3 separate regions of the Mus musculus genome follow, and regions 1 and 2 are each linked to region 3. A link is a loop called in an ENCODE intact Hi-C map of the cell type or tissue named here. Cell type or tissue: heart. All regions are shown on one strand.

Evidence for each region. Hi-C counts contacts between places; a loop is a spot of excess contacts. Peaks named below come from ENCODE experiments on the same cell type or tissue, not always from the same donor. Only the 100,000 strongest peaks of a DNase experiment are listed, where the experiment ranks them.
Region 1: it touches region 3 in a loop (2.4-fold over the local background); 3 of 42 quality-filtered maps call a loop at or near these places.
Region 2: it touches region 3 in a loop (2.1-fold over the local background); 4 of 42 quality-filtered maps call a loop at or near these places.

Annotation. Positions count from the first base shown.
Region 1 is chr16:4,628,861-4,631,360 of GRCm38, reverse strand. It overlaps Coro7 (coronin 7), which reads left to right. Exons shown (of 28, transcript NM_030205.4): 22 at 856-997; 23 at 1,084-1,173; 24 at 2,189-2,305. Among named protein-coding and RNA genes, the nearest start is that of Pam16, 5.2 kb to the right of the region's middle. In heart, a CTCF peak has its summit at 1,259 (motif pointing left); a DNase peak (open chromatin) is centred at 1,230; H3K27ac peaks cover 558 bases.
Region 2 is chr16:4,668,375-4,670,874 of GRCm38, reverse strand. It overlaps Coro7 (coronin 7), which reads left to right. Exons shown (of 28, transcript NM_030205.4): 4 at 303-373; 5 at 834-1,017; 6 at 2,055-2,131. Among named protein-coding and RNA genes, the nearest start is that of Coro7, 10 kb to the left of the region's middle. In heart, a CTCF peak has its summit at 1,220 (motif pointing left); no DNase peak of the experiment used is centred here.
Region 3 is chr16:5,144,297-5,146,796 of GRCm38, reverse strand. No RefSeq gene overlaps it. Among named protein-coding and RNA genes, the nearest start is that of Sec14l5, 1.6 kb to the left of the region's middle. In heart, a CTCF peak has its summit at 1,020 (motif pointing right); DNase peaks (open chromatin) are centred at 46 and 1,006; H3K4me3 peaks cover 575 bases.

The sequences.
Region 1 (2,500 bases), 520 kb after region 3:
GCTATGTGTGATGGTGTGTACCTTTAATTCCCAGCACAAGTGGATTTCTGTGAGTTTGAGGACTACATAAGATGTTTAGGGACATCCAGGACTACATAGTAGAGAGACCCTGTCTCAAAATAAAACAAAAAACTGGTCCCACCCATGATGGGTGATTAAATGGAAGAATGGATAAATGAGGTTGGTGTGTGTGTGTGTGTGTGTGTGTGTGTGTGTGTGTGTACATTCAATGGATCAGTGGATTATCGAGTGATGGGTAGATAAATTGGTAAATGATTAGACAGATGAATAGGTAGGCAATTGGTTGGGTGGGAGGAAGTATTGGAGAAGAAATATGTCATAACGGGATTCAGAGGGTAAGGTCAGGCCCAGGAACCCTTGCCTGATGGAGACCAGGTAGAACACAGGGAAGAGAACCCACAGGAGAGGCCTGAGGGGTGGGCCTCGGGTACTTTGCATGATGGATTGGGGAGGGCATCCCAAGGAAGGTATCATATGATCTGGGTCATCCAAGCCTGAGGAGAAAGGCTGAACTGCAGGGGAGACGTCCAGCCTTGCTGGAGCTGAGGGTGCAACACAGACCATGAGGGAAGAAGGCCAGACAGGAGGCCGCAGTAGATCAGGCTAGTCACTGGGGCCAGGGTTGTATAGAGGACAAGACAAGTGGAGGCCAAACAGGAAGTTGGACACTGTTTCCCCCACCAGGCCACTTCTAAGGGCTAGACTCATCTCTCCTTTGATTACTGGCCCTTAGGCTATGCAGCCCAGAAAGGAGCAGGGTCTCTGTAGGAGTCTTTGCCCTACCTCAGGCCTCTTCAGCTCTAAGAATCTGCTCTACCCCTGACTCCTTGGCAGCCGGAGTGAACGCCAGCTACAGTTGTACATAGCTGACGCCCTGGCACAAGGCCCTTCAGCACTGCTGGGCCTCGATGTAGCTCCCTCGACCCTGCTTCCCAGCTATGACCCTGACACAGGCCTGGTGCTTCTCACTGGCAAGGTTAGCTGGAATGGACTGGCTGGGGGTCGGGCAGGGTCTGATGAGGCTGGGTGCTTTCCTTTCATAGCCTCCCCTCTGTCCCCCAGGGTGATACCCGTGTGTTCCTGTATGAGGTGCTCCCGGAGGCCCCTTTCTTCCTGGAGTGCAACAGCTTCACATCACCTGACCCTCACAAGGTGATAATCACCCTCACCACTGAACCTCCTGTCCCTAAGCTGCACTGCAAGGTTTCCGTGCCCCCTCGTGGCCATGTGTGGAAGTGCAGGAGCCAATGGGGGTCAGGAGAGCCGAGGTCCTGTGCCCAGCAGCAGATAGAGCAGACTGTAGTAATCCAGGAGTTTGGAGAGCTGGCTTTATATTCAGCCACTACTACAAATTAAACCATATAAGGTTAAGTTAAATGAACCAGGCATGGTGGCACATACCCGTCATACCACTTCTCTGGAGGCCAAGGTAGGAGGATCATGAGTTGAGACCAACTTGGGTGCTATGGTGAAACTTTGTCTCAGTCAGTCAAACAGAAATCCAAGGAAACAGATTCTCTTTAGTTGCTTGCTTATCTTGATGTGGTGTGCATGTGTGTTAAACTCTCAGGGGACTGTCCCACAGTGGCATGTCCCTCCCACAGTAGCATACCCCTCACATCTCTTTTCAACTGCTTGAAGTAGGACTTGGTGGGACTTTTGTTCTCTGTAGAAATAGGCCAGTGCTACATATCTGGTCTTTTTCCCTTAAAAGCACTAGCTATTCCCATTGACAGCACACCAGTACTTTAGTTACTTAGTTACTTTCCTGTTGCTGCGGAGAGACACCATGGCCAAGGCAACTTTTATAAAAGAACACATTTAACTGTGGGCTTGCTCACTGATTCAGAGGTAGGTCGTGACCATCGTGGCAGGGAGACGGGCAGCAGGTGAGGAGGGAGAGCCAAGTGTGGAAAGGCATGGGTTTCTAAAACCTCTAAGCCCGTTCACAGTGGCAACCTCTTCCAACAAGGCAATGCCTCTTTAGCCTGTTTAGCTCCACTTTCTGAGAATCAGCCATTCAAATAGATGAGCCCATGGAAAGATTCTCATTCAGAGCACCACGGCTCCCTGAGGGCAGGCGTGTCTGGGCCTAAGGAATTCTGCTACTCCAGGAGGCCCCACCCAGGAGGATTGACTCTAGCTCCTGCTTCCTCACTCCCCCTAGGGTTTTGTCCTTCTGCCCAAGACTGAGTGTGACATTCAGGATGTGGAGTTTGCCCGATGCCTGCGGCTGCGCCAGACCTCCTTGGAGCCTGTTGCTTTCCGGCTGCCCCGGGTCAGAGTGAGTTTGGGTCAAGCACTCAAGCTCCTCTTTTAGTGGCTGGCCAGAGACCAAGGAATTTAAGTTCTTACCTGTTCTTGCACCCAAACCTCCCAGCTGTCTACTTTGGAGGGAATATCTGCCTTCGTATTCTACTGAAGTTCTGCAGAGCATGTGAATGCCAGCATGGGTGGGGCCAGGTCTCAGGCCTCTGTG
Region 2 (2,500 bases), 480 kb after region 3:
ATGTGTTGTAGGAAGAGACCTAGATGTGTCTAGAAAGAATGTGGCTTCTTAATGTGGGTGAAAGTGATGCCGGGCGGCGGTGGTGGCGGCACACGCCTTTAATCCCAGCACTTGGGAGGCAGAGACAGGTGGATTTCTGAGTTCGAGGCCAGCCTGATCTACAAAGTGAGTTCCAGGACAGCCAGGGCTATACAAAGAAACTCTGTCTCGAAAAAGAACCAAAAAAGCAAAAAAGAAAGTGACAGGACTGAAACTCTGTAAGGAAGGGCTATTCAGCACATCCGCTTGCTCCTCCCACACAGACCTGGTCACTGACCTGGACTTCTCCCCCTTTGATGACTTCCTCCTGGCCTCCGGTTCAGCTGACAGGACGGTGAGTGGGGCTGATTCCAAGAGCTGCCTATGACCCACCCCCTACACCCTGGGGTCTCCAAGCAGCCCTGGCTTCTGTTTATGCCCTTGCTCGCCCCAAGTGCCTTCTCAGAGCTGCTGTTGTGATCTGCCCTTACAATAGATGTTTGCCCTGGGGGGAGCAGGCTAGGGTGGTGTGTGAGGCCAAAGAGGAGTTCAGAACCCATGCCCTGACTCACAGCCCATCCTTGCTGTTCTCTGATCACGTCCTATGTTTCCTGAGTTGGGCTCTCTCCCTCTCCATGGCAAGATATGTGGTTACCTAACTCCAACAGCTAAGGCAGGTGAGATACCTTGTCCTCTTGTGGATAGGCCTTGTTTCAGCATGGGACCTTTCTTGATAGGACCAGGATAGCTTTGGGCAGGTCTGGCTATCGTAGTGTCTCTCAGCACCTGGATCGTAAACTCCATCTTTCTTTCAGATAAAGCTTTGGCGTCTGTCTGGCACTGGAGAAGCGCTTCCCTCTGTGCCTGGAGTGGTGCTGGGTCCTGAGGAGCTGCCAGTGGAGGTACTGCAGTTCCACCCCACTGTAGACGGTGTTCTGGTGAGCACAGCTGGCAAGACTGTGAAGGTCTGGGATGTAGCCAAGCAGCAGCCCCTGACAGGTACGGTCACTCTGGAAGGGCTCCCCTTCTCTGGCAGCCCCTGTCTGGACAACCCTCCCTTCTCTATTGGTGTTTTTGGTAGTGTTTTTTTTAAAAAAAGTAGGGTTGGTGAGATGGCTCAGTGGGTAAGAGTACCCAACTGCTCTTCCAGAGGTCCGGAGTTCAAATCCCAGCAACCACATGGTGGCTCACAACCACCTGTAACGAGATCTGACGCCCTCTTCTGGTGTGTCTGAAGACAGCTACAATGTACTTAAATATGATTAAAAAAAAAAAATTGTAATCCCAGCACTTGGGAGGCAGAGGCAGGCGGATTTCTGAGTTCGAGGCCAGCCTGGTCTACAGAGTGAGTTCTAGGACAGCCAGCGCTACACAGAGAAACCCTGTCTTGAAAAACCAAAATAAATAAATAAATAAATAAATAAAATATCAAGGATGGGGTACAACTCGATGGTGAGTGCTTGCTTGCCTTGCATTTCTGAGGTCCTGGGTTCCATCCCCAACAACCTACAAAAGATGACAGGCATAGGGTATACATTCTAAAGCCTTATAATGAGTAGTATATCACTGTCCGCTTCCAGCAGGCATCTATTGTACTCCAAACCCCCAAACTACAGAAGGAGGAGGGAGCTGGAAAGCAGTGGTGGTGGCAGTGCCGGGGTTCGGGATGTGTTAGAGCCAGCAAATGTGCCTGGGAAATGAGAGCCACGCTGCGGAGCAGGGAATCTCGGAAGCTTTTTCCTGAGGGGGTGGGAGACCAGGCTGGCCTTTGCCCACTGAGTACTGGGATTAAAAGCATGCAGCAGCCTCAGAGGGTTATCAAATAGAGGCATATCCTGGTGAGGGCAGACTTGAAGGAAGCCTGTAGATGCATCTGTAGCATGTCTTGATAAAGCTGCTGTCCCCACTCCCTGCAGGCTGAAAGACCATCATTGCTGCTGACTTTGCAACTGGGGTTACCCCAAGGCAGGCCTCCCCTCATCTACTCCCCTGCTTCCCTCAGCACCTGGTGCTTAACCTTGGCTGTTTCCCTGCAGAGTTGGAGGCCCACAAGGACCTGGTGCAGAGTGCTGTTTGGAGCCGGGATGGAGCCATTGTGGGCACAGCATGTAAGGTAAGCAGGCAGCAAGCAGTCTTAAAACATCATGTGGGGCTGGTATGATCAGCCTTGTATGCTTAACAATATGAGCTGAAGAGCCAAGTCAGTCAATTGGCATTTTTTTGTTTTGCTTTGTTTTTTTGAGACAGGGTTTCTCTGTGTAGTCCTGGCTGTCCTAGAACTCACTTTGTAGACCAGACTGGCCTTAAACTCAGAAATCTGCCTGCCTCTTCCTCCTAAGGGCTAGGATTAAAGGCGTGCGCCACCACCTAGGTGCTAGGGATTGGCATTTTTGAGCTCCCTGCTCCATCTGAGGCCCCACTAGAGGGGCTTGAGGAAAGTTCACGCTGCCTCTTGCTGGCCTGTGCTGTTTGGTTTGATTTT
Region 3 (2,500 bases):
CTTTGCTCCCTATTGGCCATGGCTCGAGAAGACCCCACCCGTGTTGACCCTGTTCACACTCACCCAGACTCAACAAAGGCTCCGCCCCCAACCCAGTCTCTGTACCCATGAGCACCCAGCCCTGAGGACGCGACCCCCCAACCCCCGTTCATTTGCACCTGCCCAGAGTTACAGAGCGCGACTTCCCTAGTCCACAACTACCTCGTTCTGAGTAACCTCTTCTTGAACCTACTGCACCTGAACTTTTTTTTTTTTTTTCCGGTTCGGTTTGAGGCGAAATCCACACTGAAGACCAGTCGAGGCTATATTACCCCAACCTCCGGATTACAGATGTGCTCCACCATGTCCGGCTGACCCCTGGCCTTGATCTCATTCTCCACCTGACCTCGCCTCGAAGGCTGCAGGGGTCTAGCTTAAACCCTTCTGTATGCATTGTTTATTCACTCTTCACACCTTTACAGAGCGTCCACTAAAAGTCGGGCTGTCCGACGTTAAATAAATTAGGCAGGCTGGAGAGACAGCTCAGCAGATAAAAGCAGGTACTAGTCTTCAGGAGGAGCGGAGTTCGACTCGCAGCACCCAGGTCAAGAGGCTCACAAAGTCCTGTAACCCCAGCTCCAGGGGGACCACCACTCAACTACACATAAATATATACATAATCTAAGATAACAAAAGTAAATCTTAAAAAATAAATAAGGTAATGCGCATTATTTGGTAATGTAGACATGGAGAAAATTGCAGAGGAGAAGATAATCAGGAAAAGAGTCACCCTAGGCTTTTGTCCCTTCTAACTTCAGCCGCATGCAAACCCTGCCAGTCTTCCCAGGGTGCCCAGGGAACAGCTTCACTCCCATCAGCCCTCCCTTCTCTCAACCTAGCAATTCACCGTGCAAGAGCAACGGAAATGGCCCTGATATTGTTGCCATCTTCTTAGCATCCTAGGTAAGATGTAATCAGACCTCGCAGACAGCACGTGCTAAAGCGCTATCTAGGTTATAAAGTAGAAATAGGAGTCGAAATTCCCAGTGTCAACACAAGGTGGCAGCAAAAGATAACCTAAGTAGCCACAGGCTATTGTTCTGTCCCAGGTCTCCGTATTTGATTCATTGAGGGGACTTTAGTGGTCTCCCCAGGATCAGCACAGTGACTTAACACTGTCATCTGGTGTTTTCCCAATACCACACTTAAGCCACAATCTTCTCTGCTCCAAACCTTAGGGAAGATGTGACTGTGCTAGAAGAGTGGGTAACATGTTGGATACAGGGAAGTCTGAGGAAAGAGAGGTGCCTGTGCGTGGACAGAGCACTGCACTCCAGCGCCAGGGACACAAATTAATAATATCACTACCACCTATAGGGTTGCAGTTCCCTTTAGCTCCTTGGGTAATTTCTCTAGCTCCTCCATTGGGGGCCGTGTGACCCATCCAATAGCTGACTGTGATCATCCACTTCTGTGTTTGCTAACCAGTACCCGGGAGCTCTTGTCTCTAGCTGCATATGTATCAGAAGATGGCCTAGTTGGCCAGCACTGCAAAGAGAGGCCCATTGGACTTGCAAACTTTATATGCCCCAGTACAGGGGAACGCCAGGGCCAAAAAGGGGGAGTGGGTGGGTAGGGGAGTGGGGGTGGGTATGGGGGACTTTTGGGATAGCATTGAAAATGTAAACGAGGAAAATACCTAATTAAAAAAAAAGTAATATGGGAGGTGAGGGAAAATGACAGGAAGTAGTCTTCTTCAAGAAAGAGTCCTCCCAGTTGGTTAGCCAATAGTAAGTGGTCAGCCCTGTAACTACATACATATATGTAGCATTATTTGGACTGAACATATTGTATTTTATATTTATAACTATTAAATAAATGAATATTAAATTATAAAAAATAATAATAATATCACTACCGCCACACACGTACATATTGTTCCATACACTCTGCTAAAACCTTTCAAATATAAATGCACTTAATCCCCAAACAGCTGCTGTCGGGAAGAAAGGGCTTGGAACTTGAGGGAGCTGGTGCAGGCAGAACACTGCAAATGCATTAAATGTCACCAAGTGGTCTACAGAAAGATGGCTGACTGTGTGTTCTATAAATTTCACCTCATCTCAAACAATAACTGGAGAGTTGGTAGTGTTGCGCGGCTCCCGTGAAGTTCTGGGTTCCACCCTCAGCACCACATGTAGCCCACCTGGAATATCAGCCCTCAGAGATGGAAGCAGGAGGATCAAAGTTCAAGGTCATCCTCAGACAGACAGAGCAAGTTTGAGGTTAGCGTGGGCTACATGAGACTGCCCCAAAAGTAAGTAAGTAACTAAGTAGCAGTTGGAGAGATGGGTCATTGGTTAAGAGTGCTTACTGCTCCTGCAGAAGACCCAAGTTAAATTCCCAGCGGCTACCCTGAGTGGCTCACACCTGCCTTTAACTCCGCACCAGGCAGGCTACCCAGTGCTCCTTCCCTTCCAAGGGTACCCACACACATTGCAAACACTCACATGAACGGGTA